Regions from separate parts of the Mus musculus genome. Here all the other regions are linked to region 2. Evidence: chromatin contacts called from ENCODE Hi-C or POLR2A ChIA-PET data. All regions are on one chromosome and are shown on one strand. The core of a region is the stretch at or near the end of the contact, and the rest is flanking DNA. Distances in the headings are between cores, read along the strand shown.

The links. Hi-C counts contacts between places; a loop is a spot of excess contacts on that map. ChIA-PET counts read pairs that join two places held with the same protein, here RNA polymerase II (POLR2A).
Region 1: a map of heart shows a loop between it and region 2 (2.4-fold over the local background). The contact joins the promoter of Hrob here to the promoter of Tmub2 in region 2. A Hi-C loop is called at or near these places in 2 of 37 maps with a recorded cell type or tissue (heart and v-Abl transformed pro-B cells). POLR2A ChIA-PET finds 5 or more read pairs at or near these places in 4 of 5 experiments (Patski and embryonic stem cell).
Region 3: POLR2A ChIA-PET joins it to region 2 with 20 read pairs in Patski. The contact joins the promoter of Hdac5 here to the promoter of Tmub2 in region 2. A Hi-C loop is called at or near these places in 2 of 37 maps with a recorded cell type or tissue (CH12.LX and v-Abl transformed pro-B cells). POLR2A ChIA-PET finds 5 or more read pairs at or near these places in 4 of 5 experiments (Patski and embryonic stem cell).

The regions. Positions count from the first base shown.
Region 1 is chr11:102,246,381-102,250,551 of GRCm38, forward strand. Hrob (homologous recombination factor with OB-fold) reads left to right here and starts at 2,502. Exons shown (of 10, transcript NM_153544.3): 1 at 2,502-2,712. The coding sequence starts at 2,710.
Region 2 is chr11:102,282,529-102,286,531 of GRCm38, forward strand. Tmub2 (transmembrane and ubiquitin-like domain containing 2) reads left to right here and starts at 2,423. Exons shown (of 4, transcript NM_028076.4): 1 at 2,423-2,560; 2 at 3,136-3,190. The coding sequence starts at 3,156.
Region 3 is chr11:102,227,600-102,231,990 of GRCm38, forward strand. It overlaps Hdac5 (histone deacetylase 5), which reads right to left and starts at 2,573. Exons shown (of 27, transcript NM_010412.3): 1 at 2,406-2,573. Mir8101 (microRNA 8101) reads right to left here and starts at 2,551; the gene lies at 2,441-2,551.

The sequences.
Region 1 (4,171 bases), core at 1,252-3,751, 36 kb before region 2:
ATGCTCATGAGTTTCCTTTGTACTTAAGAAAACTCCTTCATCAGCCAATGGCAACTTCTTGTGGAAGTGGGCCTAAAGTTGCCCAATTCTTTCCTGACAAAGGCGTTGAAGTCATTAAACAAATGCTTGCACCACGGTGTCTGCCTCATACTAAGTGTTTAGTCACAAAAGCTGCAAGAGCCAGGCAAGGTGATACACACACATAATCCCAACACTTGGGGAAGCTGAGGCAGGTGGATTGCTGCAAATTCAAGGTCATTCTGTGACACATTTGGGACCCTGTTTCAACTCTCCCCTCCTACAAGAGGAAAGCCAAATGACCTGACCCTAAATAAAAGTAAACAGTCCATCAGGGGGTGTGTGGAGGAGACCCTGAAGAGAATACAGGACACTCAGTAGACACCAGTTATGACATAGGTAGGTCCTGAATACAGAGACTAGAGAACAAAGAAAACGTTTTGAAAACTGGGTGTAGTGAAACATGCCTTTAATCCTAGCACTTTGGAAGCAGAAGCCCTGTCCAAGAAAAAAAAAAGAGGAAGAAAGAAAAAAGAAAAAGAAAGAAAAGAAAGAGGACTGAGAGATGGCTTAGCAGCTCAGAGCAATGTCTGCTCTTCCAGAGGTCCTGAGTTCAATTCCCAGCACCTACATGGCAGTTCACAGCCATCTATGAGGGGATCTGATGCCCTCTTCTGGCATGCAGGTGTACATGCAGCTGAGCACTCAGACATAAAATCAACAAAAATAATTTTTTTTTAAAAAAGGGAAAAAAACGTAAAAAGAAAAGGGCATTAGCTGAGCACAGAGGCGCACACATGTAATCCCAGGAGGATGTGTCAGAAGGGAATGTTCTAGGCCACCCTTAGCGATGAGACCTTTTCGAGGAAGGGAGGGTGGAGAGGGAGAAGCAAGAAGTATGCTAAACTCTTTAATGACTGGGTTTGAGAGCAGTGGAAACTCAGACCGACTAGGAATAAGTTCAGAAATGGAAAACCTGGGTTCTGGGATGTAGGCTGGAAGCAGATCAGAGGACTCAGACAGAGCAGGATGACAAGCTCAGTATAGGGGGAGGGTCCCAGCACTGTTAATTTTGTTTAACCTGGAATGATAACAGCCAAGAGTCCTGGAGTACTATGTGATTCCAGGTATGACCCTGACCAAGCTCACATGCTCACATAGCAAAGAGGAGGTAGAGTTGAGAGCCTATGACCCAGCTATCGAGACTTCAGCATCTACAGTTTAACTGCTATACCATTTTGCTTCCTAGAATTCCAGGGGACTGAGGGTTTTTTTTTTGTTTTGTTTTTTGTTTTTTTTTTGGTTTTTTTTTTTTTTTTTTTGACAGGGTTTCTCTGTGTACCCCTGGCTCTCCTGGAACTAACTCTGTAGACCAGGCTGGCCTTGAACTCAGAAATCCGCCTCCTTCTGTGCTGGGATTAAAGGCGTGGGCCACCACCACCTGTCTGGGACTGAGTTCTTGACTAGAGGCTTCAGGAAGACAACCCCCCTATAATTATGTGCAAAGCATCATGTGTTTGTACACATGTGCCTTGTTCTGAGGAAGAATCCACCAATTTAGTCATATTTCTATGGCTCAGACGGCTACTGTGCTCTGAGGAAAAGACACACCCTGTCTTTCCCGGATCTCTTCATTCAGTCTTACTTGCCTTATATGCTTGAGCCAGGCCTTACCTTCCAGTCCCTGCATGGCCTCCAAAGTAATTTTGTTTATGTTTTTGTTTGTTCGTTTTTTCTGCAGTGTATGTATGTATGGTAGCTGGGACCAGAGTCTTGAAGACGCTTAGTACAATGTTGACCATTGGAATGCACTCCCAGCTTTCAGGCCTATTTTTCTAACATGCAAAGAAGGCACACATTTTTCTGTCGTAGAAACTCTTTAGGGCTGGGCGTATTATTAGCTTAGTGTTGAACATTTGCTTAGCACGTGCAAGGCCCAAAATCGTTCAATCCCTCCTCATTCACCAGAGGATGATGGCGCATGAGGCTCTCTACCTTTTCCTGTCTCTACCAATCAGCTTGGCCTACAAAGTGTGAACCCCCCCCCCCCCCCCGCCGCCCTCCCCGGTTCCATCCCTAGCACCACATAAAACCAGCCACCCCAGCGTTTGGGAGGTAGAGGAAGAACAATATGGAGTTAAGGTTATTTTCGGCTACAAAGTGAGTTAGAGGGCAGCCTGGGCTACACGATCGGCTGCGTTCTGGTGAGGATGAAGTCACTCTCAAATCACCAGTGTGCTCAACAAAAAAAAAAAAAAAAAAAAAAAAAAAAGAAGGGAGAATAAAGTGTATAAGATTTCTCCAAGCTCCCTTTCAACCAGAACGTGGCAGCCGGCTGGACTAGAGGGACCGCTTGGGGGCGACCGAGAGACCTTTGATTTTCCCTTTAAGGCTGCGGCGGAAGGCCCGAGGAAGAAGGACTTTGTGTCGGCAGGATAAAAATTGGTGCCTTCCCTTTAAGGGGGCGGAGCTATTGTTTTGGCGGCGGCTTTGAAAGCCGCTCTGGGTGCACGTTCTTAGGCGCCCCTCTCTCAGTTTCCGCTGCGGTCTTAAAGACGCTTCTCTTGGACCTTGCTCTGGGAATGCGACCGGACATAGTTCCCTACTCTACGTCTGGGTCGAGTTGGAGGTGAACCCTTGAGTCTGACACGGCCGGGCCGACCCGCCGGCCCGAGCCCACGGCCTGTCGTTATGGTAATGCCGCGTCTAAGCCGCCCGGGCTCTGGGGAGGAGGCGTTCCAGCCCCGGGGAAGCCGGACTCCGGGTTGGGCTCCGGGCTCGCTAGTCTGCTAGGACGGGATCTGCCTGGTAGAGACTGAGTGTAGTCTGCAGACCTGGGGGCTAGGTAGGAAGGGCGCGCAACGCGCAGGAGACCTTGTGAAAGGTACCTCCCCCGGACATACAGACCTACAGACAGACAGAAAAATAGTCATCAATCCCTGCGAGCCCAAACGTCACTGGCTTTTGGAATCTTTGCCCCCAACCTCGTGATCTTGGGGTGACTAACATTCAACTCTCCTCTCCCTCCTTCCCTTCCTCTCCTCCTCCGCCTCCTCCTCTGTTTTTATTTTTTTGGGAGGAGGGTGGGTCCTTGAAACAGGCTTTCTGCCCCTGGCTATCCTGTAACTCAGTATGTAGATTAGGCTGGCCTCGAACTCAAAGTTCTGCCTTAGGCGTTCTGGGAATTAAAGGCAGCAGCTACCATGCCACACGCCCTCAATCCCCCACCAAAAACCCAGGCTGTGGGTGTGACACTCGTCTGAGTCTGCTGTCCAGGAAGAAGAACCGTAGACTGGGGCAGTCCACACTCTTGGCAACTTTGCCTTTGGCTTTGGTCCTCTGTAGAAAGAAATCACTGGCTTGATCCTCAGAAACAAGGGTTTCAGGCAGGGTCCTTTCTTGTGTTGGACCAACCTTTGAGATTCTGTTGCAGAATACTCAGGCCTGTTTCCAGAGGTGGTGTAGGCAAGTAATCCCATCCTTTGGGAAAGGAAAGGGTCAGGAGTTCAAGGTCAGGGGCTGGGGAAGTGGCTGAGCAGGTAAAAGGTGGTTGTCTCTGATGCCTCAGTTACATCCCTAGGACCCATAGGGTGGAAGAAGCCGACTCCCTCAAGTTCTTTTCACCTTCACACCCATGCAGTAGTGTACCCCACCCCCACTAAATCAATCATTTTTTTTATATAAGATTTGAAAATTACCTTTATCAACATAATAATGACTTGAGGCCAACTTGGGCTACTTGAGACCCTTATGCTGACCCTGCCTTTGTCTCCCTTAGCAGTCGCCTCTCTTTTACTATCTCCCCTTTCTAGGAGTAGTTCAGATAAACTGTGTGTGTGCATTATATGTATATATGTGTATATATATATATTTTTTTTTTGGTTTTTTTTTTTAAAGAAAGTATTTTTTTGGTTTTTTTTTTTTAAAGAAAGTTTTTTTTTTTTTTTTTTTTGGTTTTTCGAGGCAGGGTTTCTCTGTGTAGCCCTGGCTATCCTGGAACTCACTCTGTAGACCAGGTTGGCCTCGAACTCAGAAATCCGCCTGCCTCTGCGTGCTGGGATTAAAGGCATGCGCCACCACGCCCGGCTCGAGTATTTTTAAGTCTTTAGCTAAATCGAATTTCTTCTCTTTTCCCTCTTCCAGTACTAGCCAG
Region 2 (4,003 bases), core at 1,173-3,672:
AAAAAAAAAAAAAAAAAAAAAGGCCAGGTACAGCTGTATGTCTGAGGAATGCCACTGCTAAGTGGTGAAGGCAGGTGGATCCCTGGCCAGCTGGTGTAACACAACTCCAGGGTCAGTAAAAGCCATTGTCTCAGAAAGTATGATGGAGAGAGTGATTGAGGAAGACTCCCTAGGCCTGCATACATATGTACCTACATACACAGGTATACACACACACACACACACACACACAGAGAGAGAGAGAGAGAGAAAGGCATGCACGCACGCAGAGGCTGCCAGGTAGCTTGACAGAGTCATTTAACTCCAGAGGCTGAGTCAGTCCCAATACAGACTCAGATTAAGGTCTGTCTTCCTAAGTCTGAGAGTTCAAAGCTAACCTGGCCAACTTCATGAGTTTCTGATTCAAAAAACAAAAAACAAAAACAGAAAAGGCAGAGCAGAGGCAGACAGGAGGGTCAGGAGTTCAAAGTCAGCCTGGGCTACTTGGAGAACTGCCTCACAAACAAACAAACGAACACCTAAGTTTCAAAGTTCAATAGTTTAGGAAAGGGGGCTAGAGAGATGGCTCAGTGGTTATGAGCACTGACTGCTCTTCCAGAAGTCCTGAGTTCAAATCCCAGCAACCACGTGGTGGCCCACAACCATCTGCAATATGAATCTGGTGCCCTCTTCTGGGGTGTCTGAAGACAGCTACGGTGTACTCATATAAAATAAATAAATAAATCTTTTAAAGATATATAGTTTAGGAAAGATAAGGAGAACATCTACAGTGTCATGAAAAATGTCCGGGCGTGGTGGCACACGCCTTTAATCCCAGCACTCGGGAGGCAGAGGCAGGCAGATTTCTGAGTTGGAGGCCAGCCTGGTATACAGAGTGAGTTCCAGGATAACCAGGGCTACACAGAGAAACCCTGTCTCGAAAAAAACCAAAAAAAAAAAAAGAAAAGAAAAGAAAAGAAAAAGAAAGAAAGAAAGAAAAATGATTAAGGAGGGGCCAGTGAGATGGTATGGGGAGGGGCAGTTGCCACAAAGGCTGGTGACATCAGTTCAACCCCTGGGACCCCCAGGGTAGAAGGAGAATCAAGTCCCACAAGCTGTCCTCTGACCGCCACGTTTGGGCTGTAGTGCACACATCTACATATACTCAATCAATAAATAAAATGTAATACATTTCTTAAAGTGACCAAGACCATCAAAACACTGGGTTAATCTCATGGTGGTGCCCAGATGGGAAAGATCATCCACTACACTGGTTCTCTGTAAAGTTATTTTTGGTGCTACTTCACAACTGTAATTTTGCTACTCTTATGAATACTAATATAAAATCCGATATGCGACCTCTGAATGAGTCGTTAGACTCAAAGGTTGAGAAAGGCTGCTTGCTCTTCTACATAGTGAATCAACAATCAAACAAAACCAAAAAAAAAAAAAAAAAAAGGAAAAACTAATCCAGGGTGATAGACTTGGAGAGATGGTTCAATGGTTAAGAGCACTTGTTCTTCTTGCCAGAAGACCTGAGTTCTCTCCCCAGCACTCAAGACTGGCGATTTACAACCTCTTGTAACCCTAGCTCATGGAGATCCAATGCCCTCTTCTGGGCTCTGCAAGTACCCACACACGCGGCATACACATAGAAACAAGTAAAAGAAAAAAAATCCTTTCTTAAGAAGGCACTCTATTTGTTTTTTGTTTGTTTGTTTGTTTTTCGAGACAGGGTTTCTCTGTATAGCCCTGGCTGTCCTGGAACTCACTACTTGTAGACCCGGCTGGCCTCGAACTCAGAAATCAGCCTGCCTCTGCCTCCCAAGTGCTGGGATTAAATGCGTGTGCCACCACTGCCCGGCTGAGGGCACTGTATTTGTATCTCTTTAAAATGCCTTCCCGCTTCATTTATTAAAGCTATACGAGGTAGAAATCTTCAAGTACTTAAGACTTTAATTTGTATTCTTGCCCATCTCCTCGAGGAACAACTGTCTTAGAAGTCAAAAATAGCAGACTTTACCGCTCCCAACCTTGGAGCCTGGTGTGCATTGGCGAAGCAGTAATGAATCTCATTAGCTCTGGAGCTAGAGAACCAAACCGGAAGGAAAAACCAGGCGGGAAAGAAGGAAACCTAGCGGCGGGTGGACCAGGAGAGCTTGCCAGGGCAATCGTCTAAGCATGAAACCACGCCCCCCACAAACACCTTCCCCCGCCTCTTCTCTTTTGGCCCCGCCTCCGACCTCCAGGAGGTCCGAGGCCACGCCTAATGGGCGTGGTCTTACTGCCGGAGGTCCGAAATCCCGCCAACAATGACTCCTCCCCTTCTGCCGCGGCGCAACCTGGCCCTTTTATTTAAAGATTACGTTTACGTCAGTCCGCCTTACGTAGCTTTGCGTCATCAGTACAAGGCGGGGAGGCGGGACTTCCTGTCCTGGATGTTAACAGCTTCCGAGAAAAGCCGGAAGAGATCGGACCCTGGACAGAATCCTGAGTTGCCAGCCCCTCCCCTGACCCCTACGGAAAGAGAACTACAAAGACTGTCCTGGCGAAGTCAAAACATTTATCCTGGCTTTGTCAGGTGAGGCTTTCCTTCCCCATCGAGGCACAGTAACCATCCAAACCCCCTTTAATCTCCCATGACTCCTCGCGTCCTCAAGCTCCGCCCCCTCTCCTCTGCCCCGCCCCGAAGTTTGAGGGGTGTGGATGGTTTGTGACCCCCCTACCTCCCGACCCTCGCTTCTTCACCTGACCCTAAACCATCACTGTCCCGGAGAGTCGGGCTTGGGCACTGCGACCGAAACCCGGAAGCTCCTCGGCTCGGGGGTGGGGTGGGGGGTGCTGATGGACTCCACTGCCAAGGGAATAGGACCTTTCAGACGCAGAACCTTCACCCCAGAAAAAAGCACGGTCGGGGACGACTCCCCACAGTGCGGTCAGGATCGTCCACAGGCTGAGGAGAAAGCCGAGGCCTTGGTCAGACAGATGCAGGTCCCCTATCTGGCCCCTGCCCGCGGCAGTTCCTTGTGTCCTCCGCTTCCATCTGTCTTTGCCACAGTTTCCTTTTGTGTACATCACGGTTCCTGACACTAACCTGACCAACAGGGGTTAGTTATGGGAGTGAGACGTAATTGCTATCATTTGTTTATTGAACAGTGTTAATTATTTTTGCTTCGATGATTTCACGTCTTCTTCAAAACAACCTTATGAGGTAGGTAACCATTTTAAACCCCACTTTACTGTTGAGAAAGCTGAGGCTTTGAGAACGTTGCTGGACATTGCATAGCTAGAAGAGGGGCTAGACAGTGACCCAGAATCGCTTCCCTGACTCCAGGGCCAATCTGTGTAAATAAGGCTGTGGAAACGCTTCTGAGAGTGTTGGTGTGTTCTACAAATATTCCTTGAGCAGCTACTGTGACATTGCATTAAGAGCTTCAAACAAAGAGAACTACCCTCGGTTCTTATCTTCCAGGAGTCAATGAAGAAATGGACAGGTTATGAGTGTAATGATGTTTTGTGGGTGCTGTGAGAGTAGTCTGATGATGATAATCACCAGATGGATTTGCCCAGAGACAGCTGTGAACGTAGATTCTCCAAGGAAAAGAGACGGTACTCCGAGGAATATGCAGAGAGCCTCCAATGCTTTCTCAGAAGCCGCAGAGAGGGAAAACCTTCATAGCACAAGACAGATTGAAAGAAGGATAGTGGGAACCGTTGGGAAGTATTTCCAAATAATTTCTACTTGGGCAATGGTTTTCTTGAAGCTGTCTCGTGTAGCCTTAGGCAGCCTTGAACTTGCTAAGTAGTGGAGACTTGTCTTGAACCTTGTATCCTTAGTTCCTTTATTTCCCAAGTTCTGGGATAACCAGGGCATGTAGAACAGCGGTTTTGCAGTTATAAAGCCAAGCCTATGGAGACTAAAGCGTGTAGTGTTTCTGGTGACTGTCCTATGTGGCTCCCCAGAATTTGCCAGAACAGTTTAATAGACAAACATGTCTGCTGATAGTCCCAGTACATTTGTCCA
Region 3 (4,391 bases), core at 1,323-3,822, 55 kb before region 2:
GAAGCTGTGCGGGCCCCAAACTAGGGAAAGGGGGAAGACAACAGGGGAGGGGGGAAAAAGGCACCAGGCTGACAAATTCATTTTTGCAACCGGCCCATTTCTGTCTGCTCAGACGCAGCTCCAGGCATCTGCACAAGCCAGATGGAGGAGGCTGCTATTTCTAGAAAAAAAAAAAAAAGAGGGGGGAGGGAGGAGGTGGAGACAGAGGGCATTAGACAGGGTCTGTTTGCCCTCAAACTTCAGTGTGATGATACCCCCTCCCCAGCACTACCAGGCAGGCTCTCATTCAAGAAAGGGCTGAGGTTGGGGCTGGGGTGAGGTGGGTAGGGGAAAAGAAAGGGAGAGAAAGTTTAATTAGCCAAAGTCAGCTACAATAGGCCCCCTCACTGGCTGCATCGGGTTTTCATTCATGAGCAAGAGACAATGCTCCAAAGCGCCAAGAATTGCCCCCCCCCACTGTCTCTTTCTCACACACACCCCCCAACAGGGGTGAGTCCTCTAGCAGGCTGGCTGAGCCCGATGCTGTGTTCCAGACATCCCTCCTCGGAGGGACGTGAGTAGGAAGAATTAATTATTGAAGAGCAGCTGGTTCTTCGGCACTGACTGCATTACCCCCAGCTCCTAAGGCTGCCCCCCCTCCTCCGCCATACAAAAACAACAATGACCCCCATTCCCAAGTCCCGTGTCTAAGCACACAGCTAAGCTACCAGCCCCAAGAAACGGAAAGCAAAGCTCTTATCTCTGCAGCTACTTGGGGTGGGTGGTGCATGTGACACTGTTACCCCCCCCCCTCACTCCAGATTACACCATCCTTGGGGGATGCACCGAGGAAGAGGGCGAACATTTTCTACACGTGCCACCTGGGACCTGTCTCTCCTGGCAGTAGTGTGTCAGGAGGTGCCGGGAGCCTGCGCCTTTAATTTGGGCTCCCAGTCTTTAACAAGATCTAGTCCAGATCCAAGTCTAAGAGGAAAGAGAGAAAAGGGAAGACTTCAGAAGGAAGAGGCAGACCAAGTTCTCCTCAAGCTTTGTTGTTTAGGAAGGGAAAGAGAAGGGAAGACTGGAATGAGGAGCCCACAACATGGTTCATCCGTAGCCCATCTCCACAGCCAGCATGGGCTCTTGGGTCCCAGTGTGGAGGGCATAAGAGCCTGGGAGACCCTCCCTGCCTGCAACCTTAGGACCTAAGTGGAGGGCCAACAGGTTCCAATGTAAGGATTAGCCAGAGGTCTTCTGGCCCAAACCAATCTCCCATCCCTGCCTCCTTTTGTTCCTAGGATCTAACTCTATCTTCCCCTCCCACTGATCCCTAAACCCCTCTCTCCATTCCCATTCCCAAGATCCAAAGCTAATTCCAGGACCCAGAAGCATAGTGGTCACTACCAGAGTGATGGGTACACACACACACTACACACACTACACACACACACACCACACACACCCCAAAAGCAACTGCAGCTGCTATCCTTCCTCTTCAGGGACAAAGCTCATCTCAGAAGGCCAAACGCAGGGACATGAAGTGGTCACCTTCTCCCCGAAATGAAACACACTCCCCGCGCCCCCCCCCAGCTCTTAGATTAATTACTTATCGTCCAGCCAGTTCTCATCTTCCTGAGGGCCCCAGGGATGGGTGGGGAGGGGGGAAGCCGACTCCCCCAAGTTAACAAGGCACTATTAGAACCTCTGCCCCATGAGAAACAAACCCAAGATGAAAACTGGGCGCGGGAGTGGGGTGGGGAGATCTGCCCTAGCCAAGAAAGATCACCAATTCATCTCCCAGCTCTTTCCCGAGCTCCAGGGTGTCAGACAGAAGAGGGTGGTAATAAACGCAGTAACGCCTCACAGGCGAGGGGGTGAATAGCACAGACAAGTAAGATGGGCCCCGCAGTCCTCTTCCACCTGCAGGGACGTCAAGGACATAAAATCAAGGGTATGTTCTTCGCCACTTGGAGAAGCACTGTGGGTGGGCTGCGCCCCTCACCTCAGAGTAACAAGAAAGGGGTGTCTAGTGAAGAGAGGGTCTGCCCAGAATGCGGGTTGCAAGGCTCAAATCGCAGTTGCAACGGATTATGAGCCGCCGGGGAGGAGACAAATCAGACATCCCCGGCCGGTCTGCGGGACATTTGGGGGCGCGGGGTGCGGGGTGCGGGAAAATCGGCCCCTCCCTTACCTGCAGAGAAGGAGCCCTGCAAGGGAGGGATGAGGAGGGGCGCGCGCGGCGAGCCAAAGGCGACACTCCCCGGGCCCAGCGACGCTCCCTGGGGGTGCGGGCTGGCTCGGCGCGCGCGCCGGGAGGAAGGACAGGGTCGCGGGGAGCCCGCGGGCAGCGACGGCGGGAGGACGGGACGCTGCGGGGCGTCCCGGGGCCGTGGGAGGTGGGGTCCTGGCGGGTGCGGCGCGCTCACCCGCTGCGGCTCGAGCTCCGGCTTCGCGGGCGGCGGCGGCAGCAGCGGCGGCAACAGCAGCGGCAGCGCCTCCTCGACGGCTCCTCCATCTTTGCGGCGGCTCCTCCGGCTCCGCTCGCCGCCGCCACCAACAACAACATTCGGAGACGTCACTCTCGTCACGTGACCCGACCCCGAGCTAAAAATAGGCTCAGACCCCCCCTTTTTCGGGCTTCAACCGAGAACCCTCCCCTCCCATTCGGCCCTCCCCTCAGATGGGCGGGACCAATAGCGCCACCGTGACAGCTTCTTAAAGGGCCAATGCCCAGCCCAAGGTTAGGCTGGGGTGGAGGTGGCAGAGAAGGGATCCCGATCTCTTCGCCAAGTAATGAACTGAGTAGAACCCGGACCCCGGCTGCTGCAGGGGCTGGATGTGTGGGATTTACGATTTTGTTCTCTGTGCTTTTTCGACTTCCTTTTCAAACGGCGGATGGTGCAATCTTTGCCCGCCTGAGCTGTTCCCTAACACGCCCTTCCCTCGTTAGGGGGAGGGTAGAGGGGGGTGGAATCCTAGGGGCTGCCTTGGAAGTGGAAGCCCCTGCAGGCGCGTCAAAGCTGAAAGATTAGCTTGGACAAGTCTCTAACCCACCGTGCTAATATGGCACAGCGCTGCATCTTGTTAAAAGAAACTCCTTGGAGAAAGCCAGCATAGGTTGTAACTGTCCCTGGCCTTCAAAGGAACAGACCAAGAACCTAAAAGTCCGCTGGTCCCCAACTTTGATACCACACATACTACTACCACGTCAGTGGAACTGAACATGACTGTATCATTAAACCTACATTGTTTTGTCAATGACCTAGCAATTTTCCTAGCAAAAAATGTATTCTAAGAAAATATTGTGCTCCAAAATGAGTATAGGAAGAGATTGTTTGTTATATGAGATGTCAGAAACAACCTAAATAAATATCCATCAGGTAGGTATCTGCAAATAAACTAGGAGACATCTATTTAGTAAGTTATCATACAGATGCTCAAAATTATACATATGTGGGGGGTGTAAAAGCGGCTTTTGGGGCGTTTGACAGGAATCTGACATTGGTCAAGGACAAGAAAATGAGATTCAGGCAGGAATCTGACATTGGGCCATGACAAGGGAGTAAGTTCAGGTAGGAATCTAATTTTAGGGTGGAACAAAGAAGTAGATTTCAGGCAAGAATGTGATTTTGGGCTAGGACAGGGAAGTAGGCTCAGGTATCTTGGTCATCCTGACAAGCTCTTAGACTTTGTTTATTGCCTTGACATACGGCTTTAATCCCAGCACTTGGGAGGCAGAGGCAGGCAGATCTCTGAGTTTAAGACCAGCCTGGTCTACAGAGTGAGTTCCAGGACAGCCATACTGAGAAACCCTGTCTGGAAAAAACAAACAAACAAACAAAACAAAATATCCATTAGTTCCAATACTTTATACAAACGTTCATGAGTCTGACTCTGTATGCCTGAAAAATCTAGGTTATATAAACCAAACGTTTTCTTTCTTTTTTCTTTTCTTCTCCTTCTCCTTCTTCCTTCTTTTCTTCTTCTCCTCTCCTTCTTCCTCCTCCTCCTCCCTCCTCTTCTTCCTCTTCCTTCTCCTCCCCCTCCCCCTCCTTCTTGTTTTGTTGTTTTGTTTACTTATTTTCAAGACAGAGTTTCTCAGTGTAGCCAGCCCTAGCTGTCCTGAACTCAATTTGTAGACCAGGCTGGCCTCATAGAGATCCACCTGCCTCTGCCTCCCAATTGCTAGGATTAAAGGCGTGTGACACCATGCCCAGCAATGTTTACTCTCTTTGTTGTCTTCTTCTATACCCCCTGAAATCTGAAACAACCTCGTTTATTTTATTTTTTAATATTTATTTATTATATGTAAGTACACTGTAGCTGTCTTCAGATACCCCAGAAGAGGGCATCAGATCTCATTACGGATGGTTATGAGCCATCATGTGGTTGCTGGGATTTGAACTCACGAC